Regions from separate parts of the Homo sapiens genome. Here all the other regions are linked to region 2. Evidence: chromatin contacts called from ENCODE Hi-C or POLR2A ChIA-PET data. All regions are on one chromosome and are shown on one strand. The core of a region is the stretch at or near the end of the contact, and the rest is flanking DNA. Distances in the headings are between cores, read along the strand shown. Region 1 overlaps TGFB2 (transforming growth factor beta 2). Region 2 overlaps TGFB2 (transforming growth factor beta 2). Region 3 has its middle 22 kb from the start of TGFB2-OT1.

Region 1 (4,241 bases), core at 1,097-3,596, 60 kb after region 2:
CCGTCTCAAAATAAAATAAAATAAATACAGCTGAATGAACTAATATATCATAAGAATGTCCTCTCTTCAGCCGGGCACGGTGGCTCATGCCTGTGATTCCAGCACTTTGGGAGGCTGAGGCAGGCGGATCACGAGGTCAAGAGATCGAGACCATACTTGCCAAGATGGTGAGACCCTGTCGCTACTAAAAATACAAAAATTAGCTGGGAGTGGCGGCGTGCGGCTGTAGTCCCAGCTACTCAGGAGGCTGAGGCAGGAGAATTGCTTGAACCTGGGAGGCGGAGGTTGCAGTAAGCTGAGATGGACCACTGCCTTCTAGCCTGGTGACAGAGCGAGGAGCGAGACTCCATCTCAAAAAGAAGAAGAAGAAAAAAAATGAACGTCCTCTCTTCACCTTTCTCTTCCAAAGGTCTCTACATGCATTTGACATTTATCTTAAAATTATATCTGTATTTGCAGTTAATGTACAGCTCTTTTAACTGAAGACTTATGCGGAGGTAAAATGAACACTATCAAGTCATTCTTCTCACACTTCAATCAGATTATTTAGTGATGTAGACCACATACGAGAACTGGGTATTTCTGTAAATAGTTCAATAGCCAAAAAATCTACGGTAGTTATAGAATATCCATACTGTACAGTTGTCTTCAAAGTATTAGGTGGTTCAAAAACATCAGAATACCAGGGGGCACAGGGTTGCACAAAGAAAATACCAAGTGATTTATCATTAACTTTGCTTCTTAATAGGTTGGTCAGATTCTTGCCTGCTCTAATGCCTCTGGTTGAACAAAACACTGTTTGGAAAGAGAAACCTGCAGTTACCCAAAGCTGAGTTTGGCTGAGATAGTAAAGTTTACATTCCATTGTTTGCTAGGTCCTTACCCCATGGAATGTCTCAGAACACGATTCAGGCCACCAAGAGGTCAGCAGCGCTTTGGCCAAATGCTACCTCAGGGAATTACATATTACCTTATACATGGTATGTGTCACTTATGCATTAAACACTAGCTTTGAAAGTCCCTTCCCCACTCCACCGTTGCCCGGTTGAAGGCATCTGAGTGCAGAAATACATAACATCCAACACCCACACACGATTAATTTACTTCCTTGCACACTCATTGTTCTCCTCTGTGATGAACAGTGAGCAGAGGGTATGTGTGGTACTCTTAATAACAAGTAATATTATTAAAAACTACCTCAATATTTGCCTGCATTTGGGAAAATGGAAAGCACGTGGCAAAAACTCCACAGGGGCTGTAGGTTCAGGGTCACACTTGAAGGACCAGCTGATCAAACAGAGAGTCCACTGGATCTGAATCCATCCATGTGGTATGACTGAGTAAACAGATGTGCATAATCAGAGCATCCTTTGACTTGAGCAGCTGCAAACTTTAGTGACGTCAGAAGCACCTGCAGTGCCTGTTTAAAATGTGCAGAGTCCTCAGCTCCACCCACCCCAGTGATTCTGACTTGGCAGCTCTGAAATGGGGCCAAGAAATCTGATGGATGTCCCAGGAGACAGAAATGCATATCACACTTTGAGAAACACCACCTCGGGTCAGGCGCAGTGGCTCATGTCTTATAATCGCTGCACTTCAGAAGGCTGAGGCAGGAGGACTGTGTGAGGTCAGAAGTTTGAGCCCAGCCTGGGCAATATAGCAAGACCCCATCTCTAAAAAAAAATTTTTTTTTTAATTAGCCAGTGTGGTGGTGCACACTTGTGGTCCTAGCTACTCAGGAGGCTGGGGTGGGAGGATTGCTTCAGCCCAGGAGTTAGAGGTTACAGTGAGCTATGATCATGCTACCACACTCCAGCCTGGACAACAGAGAGACCTTGTCTCTGTCTCTAAAAAAAGAGAGAGAGAGAGAAATACCACCTTTAAATCTTAACCAAGTTACTTAAAAGCCTCTTATTCAGTAAATACTCTTTTTAAAAAATTATATTTGCCTTCATGACTATTAATCCATTCCTTCATAGAGAGACTTATCTCTACTGCTTACACACTGGATTCTTATGTCTTAATAGGAAAACCTTTAGGCAGGCTAACCACATCTTAACCAATATTATTGGGGATAATAAGCTTGAAAAGAGAAAAATGATTTCGCAGTCACATGGCTGTGAGGAGCATGGACTATTTTCTCCTCCAGGGTATTTAATTTAAAGCTGATGCAGCATCAGAGCTGCCAGTCCAATTGTCAGTGTCAGAACACGTCGTTATCAACAACACCCAGGTTAGAGTGAGAAAAGCAAGAGGCGCCACAGGCCTCACGCTCACTTCAGCCGCTCCCAACATCTCCTTGGAATGGAGAGGCGGTTCACGCAAGGTGACAGGGATGGCCCTGGAGCTGCTTGGCACAGGCCAACTTCACTTAACGAGTGTTCAGAATCACACTCAGCATGGAGAAATTCACCCTGACCCTGGATGCCTGCCCCCTGGCATACACTCACTTACATTTTTACTCAATTACTATTTCTAAGAACAGAGACAAAAAAAAAAAAAAATGCAGAGCCCCACTGCTCAGCAGCCTTGCAGGGAAGGTCTGAAAGGGGTCTGCAGGGTTTTTCCAGAGCCTGCGAGCTAGGCAAGGTGGAAGAGCCTCCCACTGTTATGGGAATCTATGTGGAGCTTGCGCCCCATCTCCCCTTCCACACCCTCAGACACTCCTGATTTTCCCTGACTCGCTGAGGAGCAGGGTGGGTTTCCAATGCTTTTTCACCAAAGGAAGACAGAAGCTCGCAGCAATTAAGTGACCGAAAATAACCCCAAGTGAGGAGTGTCTGAGAAGAAAAACCGCCCGAAGAACCAGGGTAGGCCTCTCACTTTGTTTACTATGGGAGGAAAAGATGAAAAGGAAATTAATCCCAAGTAGTAGGCAAGAAAGTTACAAAATTAACAGGACAGGATTCCAAAGGAAAAGCCAAAAAAGGGGGGAAAAGTTTGGGGTCTCTGTGGTATGGTGGCATCTGGGCCAGACCTGAATTCAGATTTTGGCTCTGTCACCAGCCAGCTCTGTGACCAAGGACAAGGTGTTTACCTCTCCAAACCACGATTTCCTAAAAAATGGGGATCGTCATTCTGGCCCTCCCTGACCAACCAATGTGGGGAAAATTAGGATGATGTGTCTTAAGTACCAGGGACATAGGGGGTATTCAACAAATGTTTTCTTTCTCTCATTCCCTCCCGTTTTCCTTTCCAAATAGCCAGTTAGCTAGGGGGAAAAAATCAGATGTTTAACTCCTTGGTTGAGCTAGTGAAATAAAATTAGAATTTAGAGTATAAAAACAAAACGTAATGACTCACAAACGGGAGCTTTAAAGGCATGATTAAACTTTTCACTCTTTTTATTCACATTGCAGCTTGTAGCCACTTTGAGGCTCTCTGTACTAAAATCAACGTATATTCTCAACAGAATGAGTTCTTTTTGAGGAAACCCCAGCTTAGGCCACTGTAAATAAACTATACTGATTTCTAACCAACAATGTGTAGGCATGATACATTGCAGAATAGGGTATCCAGTGACCTAGGCTTTTCCTAGGATAATAAAAACATTTCTTTTGTCTCTAGCCGGGACCTCCACCCACACTTAGAATCAACATAATCCAAACCTTCTCAGGGCCTCAAAAATATGCAGTGAACCAATGCCAGGATTGCAAGTCTGTTTCCTTTTTTCCTGAGCATGGTTCAGGGATAACTTTAGCCACTGAATTCCTTGAGCGTCAGGATCACCCAAGCTCTATTCTTTGTTGTGGACTCATCGTCCAGCATATAGTAAGCATTCAATAAATGGCTGAATTAATCAGTGTTCCCAATAAGAAAGGGTTGAGGACTTCTGGCTTTTGTACCCCTCAGCCTAACACCTGGTGCTGGCTCTGAGGAGCTTGCACCTGCTCCGAGGGTCAGGGCTAAGTGGTTTGAGCAAGTGGCAAGCTCACAGGTCCAGTTGGCTGAGGGCCTGACCCATGACGATCCATTTCCTTAAGCAAACGAGACATGTCAATACAAAGGTCACAAATAATCAGCAGCATAACTCCCCGACAGGTCTCCCTCTAGAGCAGGGGCGTCCAATCTTTCAGCTTCCCTGGGCCTCACTGGAAAAACAAGAATTGTCTTGGGCCACACATAAAATAGACTAACACTAACGATAGCTGATAAGCTTTAAAAATATTGCAAAAAAAAATCTCATAATTTTTTAAGAAAATTTACAAATTTACATTGGGCCGCATTCAAGGCCATCCTGG
Region 2 (4,490 bases), core at 17-2,516:
GGTTAAACTGTAATGTTTATATTATGTATATTTTATCACAATAATTTTTTTTCTAATTTTAGGTGTGAGAGAGACAGCTACAGAAGAAATAATACGATAAAAAGTTAGAAGAATCCTACACTCAGGTTGCTCAGCAATTGTCCTTAAACATCTCTACTTCAGAAAAATAAAAATAGAAATTGTAGATGATGCACTATAAATGTGATTTATACAAAACAAAATGACATGGATTGGTAATTGGCACATCCATGTCAAAGAAAAGTCCTTGGCCTTTCACAAAAAGAACTCAGCCTCAGCATGTGAATGTGTATGTATACATCCATATGTACATACATATATATTTGTTTTAAGTTTTAAAAATTTAAGGTTTGCATCTCTCTCTTTCTGTTTCTCTCTCCTATGTTTTTCTAATCCCTGGCTTTAACTGATTTTTTAATCTTTAACTGACCAACAACTGTTTCTGATTGAATTAGAAAAGGGGGCTTCTCATGTATTAAAAATAAGATTTAGCTGTCTTTGGCTTAGCTGCCACCCACAGTGATGTTTGAATGCCACCTTCATTACATTACTGATATATAATCATTAGATATAATATGTGTGAAATACCCACATATCGCCTTCAGCAAGGCTCCAAGCTCTTCATTGAATTACACAACTCCCTACACAAAAGCATCCATTCATTTCTCTGCCATTGGAAAGCAGCCAACTGGGCAGTGGATAAAGGTGAAAGTCACTGATGTTACCCAATAGTTTGAGGGGGGAAAAAACAAGTAGAAGTCTAGATGCAAAATTATAGCCAGAAGAAATCTTAACCTTAAAATAAAAATGCTGTAAAACAACTCAGGACTTGGGTTAGACACTAAGGGCAACATCTCTTACACGTCTATGAGACATTGCAAAGAGTTATAAGAAAGCATTGGGAATTCAATGTTACTTTCCAAATTCATACATCAACAGATCCACAGGAGACCATGGGGCTATTCAATCAGACTTCTAATGCAAAGGGAATTTAACTATAGTGCTGTAGAGAAAAATTGACACCAGGTTCATTAGTGTGGGCCCATCTTGTTTTTAAATGCATTTAATGTTTTTAACGCTTTAAATATGTTTAATCATTAAATATCTTTAAGTGTGTTCAGTGTTTAAATGTATTTAAATGTTTTAAATGTTTGCAGTGACTTGCAAGTAGTGATGAACAAATGATGAATCAAACATTCACTCTGCTGGCTGTGAGCACGAGTCTCTCAGATCTGCCTGACCTCAAGTCATTCACTTCAGCATTATGAAATACTGGCATTGGCAAGGCACTTTGAAACCATCTGCTTCAATCCCATACAGTTCATTCTCTAACATCTCTTTGTCTAAAGGCCTCTCATGACCGTGAACTCACTATTTAATGAGAAAGGTCGTCCCCCTTTTGGACAATCCATATTGTTGAGATTCTCCATTATCTTGGACTTAAAATTTCCATCAACTAGTCTTCCTTAATAATAGCGCCATTGCCTCATATTTGTACAACCATTGTAGTTTTTCAAATATTTGAACTTTTTGCCATGTTTTTAGCCCTTCACAGAAATCTTGTGGGATGAACATCATGGCCCTTATTATCTGCATTCTAAAAGAAACAGAAGACCAGGTCGGGCACGGTGGCTCACATCTGTAATCCTAGCACTTTGGGAGGCTGAGGTGGGCAGATTATGAGGTCAGGAGATCAAGACCATCCTGGCTAACACGGTGAAATCCCGTCTCTACTAAAAATACAAAAAATTAGCCGGGCGTGGTGGCTGGCACCTGTAATCCCAGCTACTCGGGAGGCTGAGGCAGGAGAATGGCGTGAACCCAGGAGACGGAGCTTGTGGTGAGCCGAGAACACACCACTGCACTCCAGCCTCCGTGATGGAGCAAGACTCCAACTAAATAAAAAACAAAAACAAACAAACAAACAAACAAAAAACGGAAGCCTGAAGCACTTAGGTGTGTTAACAAAGCCCTTCAGGAAGAGCCTGGACTAATGTCTTTCCCTCTTAATACCAGTGGAGAAGGCTTTCCAATATTGTTTTTCGCCCTCTGGAGCAAGATGTAAAATTCTTTCTTTTCCATGTCAGGCTCTAGTCACAAGAGGTGGCTTCCCTCAACTGATCCCTTTAAGGCAAAAGTTCAAGGTGTGTCACCATCCTTGTTAAAACCCTTTCCAATGTCTTCTTAAAATTAGTTCCTCAACAAACTCCAGATATGGTCTAACAGAATATGGAGATATACAGAACCTGTCAAATGTGAAGAGGGGAGTAGCTATTGCTTCCCTTGTTCTGGTCACTACTTTTAATGCAAACTATTTACTTTTGGCAGCAGCCACAACACATCATTGAGTCACAGAAATTTTTTTGTAAAATAAAACCTTTGTTCTTATTCACAAACTGTTGTTAAGTCAGATTTTTCCACTCCAAATCCTTTCTGGAATGAGGTGGAATAAAGAGAAAGAAATAATGCAAAGCAAGAAGGGAGGAGGGTTGGTCTTTCTAGCCCAGTGGTCTCCAATGTTAGCCTGCTTCAGAAACATCTGGAGTGCTCATTAACACAGATTGCTAAGCCCCATCCCCAGAGCCTCTGATTTAATAGGATGAGGTGGAGGCCCAAGAATCTGCATTTCTAACAAGTTCCCAGGTGATGTAGAAGCTGCTAACCAGGGATTACTCTGAGAACCACTGCTGTAGCCTGTATTTATATAATTCATTTTTCAAACATAAATGCAAATTACACATATATATCTGTTAATGTTGAACTCTATTATCTGACCCAAGTTTTAGCCTTTTGGAATCTCTCTGAATTTTCAGTTTGCTATTCAATGTATAAGCTACTCTTCGGAGCCACAGAGCACTAGCAACAGTGCAGCCAATGTCTTCATCATGTTGGTGATAACAATGTTAAAATCATAAGGCCAAAACCAGAACCTGTTGCTGGCTTCTTAGTTACCTCCTTCCTGGTGGCCATTTCTGAAATCAACACTCTGTGATATGCAGGGTATACAGCAGAAAAAAGTGGAATTTCACTCATTGACTAAGGGTCCTGGCCATCTGGGCCACCTGACAATCAATCCATTCCATTTACTCAGTGGTCCCTTAGAGTTCTTTGAAGAAGCCATAGGGCTGTGCCAAGTGCCTTTGAAAATCATTAGCGTAGCGAAAAGGTGCAGAGGCTTTGGAGTCAGACAAGCCTAAACTATGGCTTACTGGATCTATAATTCTCTCATCAATGAAAAGGAATAGTAAAACGCACCTTGTATGTTTGTCGAGAAAATTAAGTGTCACGGAGTAGGGAGAGCATCAGTCACATTGCCTGGTATTCAATACGTGTGAGTTATTGTTATGATTATGTTCCCTACCTTGTCAAAAACTTTCAGAGGCTTCTAATGCCTAGTGAATAAACTCCAGATTCCTTAGTTCAGTATTGATAACACAACTGGCCACCAACCTATCATCTCACACGCGCCTTTCATCCCTAGAAGCCTAATCTAAACAATATCTCTAAAACATGGATTATATACTCCAAACTTCCAAACTTTGGCTTCTAACTAGCAACCCTATCAGAATGCCTTTCCCTCCTCCAGTTTTCTCCTAAAAAACAAAACAAAACAAGCCTTTCCACTCTTCTAATCCAAACTTGAAGCCCAGTTTTTCAATGACATGCTTACTTTCACTCTAAACTAAAGTCAGGTCCCTTTCCCTAGTTCCCCATGCAATGCTACGGGATTTGCTGAGCATGTGGTCCCTTGCGCATAGTGGCTTCAAGGGTAATCCTGGATGTGTGGAAATGTCCATTTCCTCCAATAGAATATTAAGCCCATACAAGAGAGAGGGAAACATAAACTTATTTAAATCCCCACAAACCCTTATATTTTGGTTTGCTGACACTGGTAGAATACATATTCATTGATTAATTTTGGAGAAATCTGACTCTCTAGGTCAAAACCGTGTTATTAAAGACCAAGATTTTCTCTCAGGCAGACAGGCACAGAGAACACACTCTTGTGAGCATTTCTTGGCTTACCTACAGCAGGAACAAATGATTCTCCAACACATCACTCCCACATCCATACTCTGGAAGGCTTTCATTGGCTTTGGAGGAGCCTTTTACCCTCATTCAAAGTAATAATAATAACTAATAATATTCAAATATTTAATATGATCAGTTAATTTGTTTGTTCAGTCATTCATTCATTGCCGAGCATCTTGTATGCACTTGAGTCCTCATTTATTCATTTGTTTGATTTTATTTTATACCTCACTTCCTCCAGTTTAGTTCAACAAATATTAAGCACTGGCTGTAAGCAAAGCATTGCATTATACGTATACCCCAGGATAATAAGATGGTGCCTGTTCTTAAAGGAGTGCATTGGGTAGTAAGGGAATATAGACATCTCAACAAAAACTTAAAACGATGTGTTCATAGGTTACCAGGAAATGTTACAGGCAGGGCATCTATCCTTGCCAGGT
Region 3 (4,151 bases), core at 1,558-4,057, 38 kb before region 2:
TGTCCAGAGTCTTGAATGTTTGCCCCTCCTAGCTAAGGTATCCCTTTGCACACGCTGATGGAAACGTTCCCATCTTCCCAGCTGGGAAACTGGGTTATTAATCTGAATGTTGTTTGGTTGGCATGGAACTGAAACAAATGGAAGGGAAATGTCTCAAGGATCATGTCATCTAAGTGAAGACATGGTTCAATAAAATTTCCATCATATCACAGAGAACAATCCTCCACATATGTGTCCCCCAAATTCAGCCATCTCAATCCTCTAAGATTGAAGGTAAATTATTAATTCTGTTATTCCTTTCTTCTTGTGCTGCATGTCTTTATTTAAAAGTTTAAGATTATAGTTAACTAACATCTAATTACTATTTCTATAAACCCCAGAAGACACGCTATTTCTGTTATATGCTTATTTAATTTCTTTAGATTTCTAACAGCAACCTTTCTTACCCCTTGTCTAAGTTTCTTGGGAAAGCCTTGCCATCACCCCAATGTATCGTCTTTAAACTTTAGGATTCAACCATTCACTGAAGATATATTCATTTATCTGAAACATATTGAGTATATGCTAAGTGCAGAGCACTGGGGTGGGCATAGTTCAAAGCACAAAAAGAAAAGAGGAGATAAGCCCTGCTGCCAGGAAATCTCAAATTCATTTAGGGAGACGAACTATACACACACACATCCAAAAAAATAATATAGAGCAGTACATCATTTAGTGACAAATACGCAGTAGAGTTCAAAGGAAGGAATAACTAGAATTGTTCAGAGAAGGTTTTTGTTTTGTTTTGAGACCGGATCTCTCTCTGTCACCCAGGCTGGAGTGCATGGAGTGCAGTGGTACAATCATTGCTCATGGCAGGCTTGACTTCCCTGGCTCCAGTGACCCTCCCACCTCACCTCAGCCTCCTGCTTAGCTGGGACTACAGGCGTGCACCACCACACAAGGCTAATTTATTTTTATTTTTATTATTATTATTTTTTTTTTGTAGAGAGAGGGTTTCACCATGTTGCCCAGATGATCTTGAACTCCTGGGCTCAAGTAACCCACCCACCTCGGCCTCCCAAAGTGCTGGGATGACAGGCATGAGCCACTGCTCCCCACTCAGAAAAAAATGTTTAATGGAAAAAGTGGGATTTAGGAGAAAAACTGAATAAATTTCTTCTTAGATTAAGGCAAGATTTCTCAATCTAGGCACTATGGATATTGTGAGTCAGAGAATTCCTTGTCATGAGGGCCTTTCTCATGCATTCTAGGGTATCTAGCAACAGCCCTGGCCTCTACCCACCATGCTAATAGCACCTTTCCCTTAAGTTTCCACAACCAAAAAACCTCCAGAAATTGTCAAATATCCCCTGAGGGGCAAAATCACCTCAGGTGAGAACCGTAAGGTTTAGGTGACTGGTCATGTAAGTGAATTATTCAACTGACCCTTAGAGATGGGTGAACAATGCTCAGGGGAGAGGTTAGGGCTAAAGATTCAGAGTGGTGAGCTGGCAGCACTGGATGTGAATAAATAATTCCAAGGACTGGGCAAGAGGAGGATCTAAGAGAAGAGGTGGGCCTGGGACTGGATATAGCATAACTGTTGTTATAACATTTATTTTTTGCATGAACACTAATGTTTTATAAGTACTTAAAAGGTTCCCATCTTTATCTAAATTGGTGACATTTTAAAATAGATCTGTCTTTGAAAATACTACAAATAAAGAGGAGGGGTGGGAACATACAACTAATTATCTCAGGAGACATCTAAATAATATCTCAGGGCCGGGTGTAGTGGCTCAGGCCTGTAATCTTAGCATTTTGGGAGGCCGAGGCGGGCGGATCACTTGAGGTCAGGAGTTCCAGACCAGCCTGGCCAAAGTGGTGAAACCCTATCTCTACTAAAATACAAAAATTAGCAGGGTGTGGTGGCTCTTGTCTGTAATCCTAGCTACTCGGGAGGCTGAGGCAGCAGAATTGCTTGAACCCGGGAGGCGGAGGTTGCAGTGAGCCGAGATAGCGCCACTGCACGCCAGCCTGAAGGACAGAGCAAGACTCCCTCTAAAAATAATAATAATAATAATAATAATATCTCAGAAGACACATAAATTTGTCCTATAAGAAAAAAAATAGAATTATGAGAATACCACCAACAAAAATTTGCAAGGGGAGCAGAAAGTTTCCTCCTTACTGTATATAATTTTGCTTGAGAACTTGAAATTTAAACTGAGTGCCTGAAATATTATTACAAAGCACATTTCAAAATAGCAGTCGTCATAAGAAATGTCATTCACAGCTATCATCCAATACCTTTCCAGAGTGGTGTTTTTCCCGCCCTTTAGGGCTGCACATGAGCAAAATCTCAATCATCATCAATAGCCATTTGGTTTTCCCAAAATGCTTAATGGAACAAGCCAGCTTGGGAGAAGTAATTGTTATCTGTGGCCAGTCTGTGTCTTTGCTAGTGACCCTGGAGAGGGGACCAAGAAAGAGGGCAGCTGGCCAAGGGGCGCCTGATACCACAGCAGGCCTGTGTGTAGTCCGTGAAGGGAAGTCATCAGCGGGCTCACTGTCTTCCAGATATATTTTGTAATAATTCTAGCAGGAAGTGAGAAGGCCCAGTGAGTCATGCAGAAATACATCCTTAAAAAAAAAAAATCCATTTGACCTTTCCAACTTGTCCAGATGTACACCGTTTTTAAATTTTGCTTGTTTTTAACTCACCATACAAACAGGTACTGTGAGGAAACCTGGTTAGGTGTTGGTCCCAGGAGACTCTTTCGCCTAGAGTGTGGTGCCCAGAAGCATAAAGGGGCACAGAGGAGAACAACGGATTCAGAGAGGAAACTGGGCTGTATCTGAAACCTTTAGCAGCCTTGCGGAATTAGTTTCAATTCTTTGTATTTTGCTCTTTGCCTGGCCTCCAGCGTGTCGGGAGCAGCGGTGCAGAAACAACGCTGATTCAGAAAGTCTGGTTGCCAGACATTCTGTTGGAAACAGAAATCCGAAAGGGATTCTGACCTGTGTTGAGGGGGCAAGCTGGACATGGCTAGGGCCTGTTATCCTTGCATGCAGAGGAAAGAATCAGAATCCCTTGAGTCAAAAAAATCACAGTGCAAAGCAGCCTTAAAAAAGAAAGAAATAAAATAAAAGTGCTCACTTTCCTTGGATTTTCAGAGTTTTGGGTTAGGCTCCAATGGGAAATGCCACAGCGGGGAAAATATTCTCAGACAACTTCTCCCCCCACAACCCCTCCCCAGATAAAACCTTTTCTATGCAGTGATTCTTTCAAGCCACAGAGACATGTTTAGGGTAAATTTTATTTTATCCAAACCCTTTTATCCATTTTTTTTTACCGTTTATTCCTTTTCTTCCCCAACCATTACCATTTGCTTCCTTTAAAAAAAGAAGAAACTGCTCACATGATGGCACACACTTGAATAGCTCCAAGACCTATTCTTAGACTGATATATAAGGAATTTACTCACCACTCCCTTCGGATTAATGGGCATTAACCTTTGGAATACAGTCTTTTTATGTATGTCAGGGTATTTTTAAGAATGGGAAAACCCAGGATACAGATAAACAACAATGGTTCCAAAGGAGAGTTATTTTTAGACCTGACATCCCCAAGTACATAAAGCTACAGACACCAAAATGGTTCTCACTCATGTGCCCCTCCTGTCACTTTTACAAATCACTCTCCACCCACCTGCTTGGTCTGGTATGTTCGTGCATGTGCACAAACATGCACACACATGTGCATATACACCTCAGACCTCTGCATAAAATCCCACTGTCACAATCTCTAGTTTTGATCAAAACCCAAATCATGCTGAAGAGTAAAATTGTAACAGTTTCCCCCAGATAAAAGATCATTCTTGATAAGGCTTTCTCCTAAAACTTTTGTAAAAATTGCTGGGGTGGTTGAAAGTTTTTCTATACACATTTAAATGTTGGATGTTTCTCCAAACCAGTCTTGAACTCTTGAGGGCGTCATGGTAAAATGCTGGCGATGTTCCTGCTGTTACTACCAACAACCAGCCTCTGAAAAAATGGACAGAGACTCCGTTGAAGAGAATGGAAAAAGCTCACTTATGTGATACTGCATATAAAATCTGCAACGGAAAAGAAAGTAATAGCACCTGAAAGTTTAATACATTTATGCT

Evidence for each region. Hi-C counts contacts between places; a loop is a spot of excess contacts on that map. ChIA-PET counts read pairs that join two places held with the same protein, here RNA polymerase II (POLR2A). Pooled maps may share reads with other maps.
Region 1: a loop to region 2 is called in a map of HepG2, with 9 times the contacts of the local background. The contact joins two enhancer-like sites. A Hi-C loop is called at or near these places in 6 of 168 maps with a recorded cell type or tissue (Calu3, HepG2, PC-3 and 3 more) and 1 of 50 pooled maps. POLR2A ChIA-PET finds 5 or more read pairs at or near these places in 2 of 52 experiments (MCF 10A and activated B cell).
Region 3: a loop to region 2 is called in a pooled map, with 6 times the contacts of the local background. The contact joins two enhancer-like sites. A Hi-C loop is called at or near these places in 2 of 168 maps with a recorded cell type or tissue (naive thymus-derived CD4-positive, alpha-beta T cell and posterior vena cava), 1 of 37 single-sample maps with no recorded cell type and 4 of 50 pooled maps. POLR2A ChIA-PET finds 5 or more read pairs at or near these places in 3 of 52 experiments (MCF 10A, PC-9 and naive thymus-derived CD4-positive, alpha-beta T cell).

The regions. Positions count from the first base shown.
Region 1 is chr1:218,363,928-218,368,168 of GRCh38, reverse strand. The region is part of intron 1 of TGFB2 (transforming growth factor beta 2); the gene reads right to left. Among named protein-coding and RNA genes, the nearest start is that of TGFB2-AS1, 20 kb to the right of the region's middle. Within about 2 kb of position 2,346, at least 11 of the 41 ENCODE cell types and tissues checked have a DNase peak (open chromatin) inside an H3K27ac peak, as active enhancers do.
Region 2 is chr1:218,422,652-218,427,141 of GRCh38, reverse strand. All of the region lies in intron 2 of TGFB2 (transforming growth factor beta 2), which reads right to left. Among named protein-coding and RNA genes, the nearest start is that of TGFB2-OT1, 18 kb to the left of the region's middle. Within about 2 kb of position 1,266, at least 6 of the 41 ENCODE cell types and tissues checked have a DNase peak (open chromatin) inside an H3K27ac peak, as active enhancers do.
Region 3 is chr1:218,462,149-218,466,299 of GRCh38, reverse strand. No RefSeq gene overlaps it. Among named protein-coding and RNA genes, the nearest start is that of TGFB2-OT1, 22 kb to the right of the region's middle. Within about 2 kb of position 2,807, at least 23 of the 41 ENCODE cell types and tissues checked have a DNase peak (open chromatin) inside an H3K27ac peak, as active enhancers do.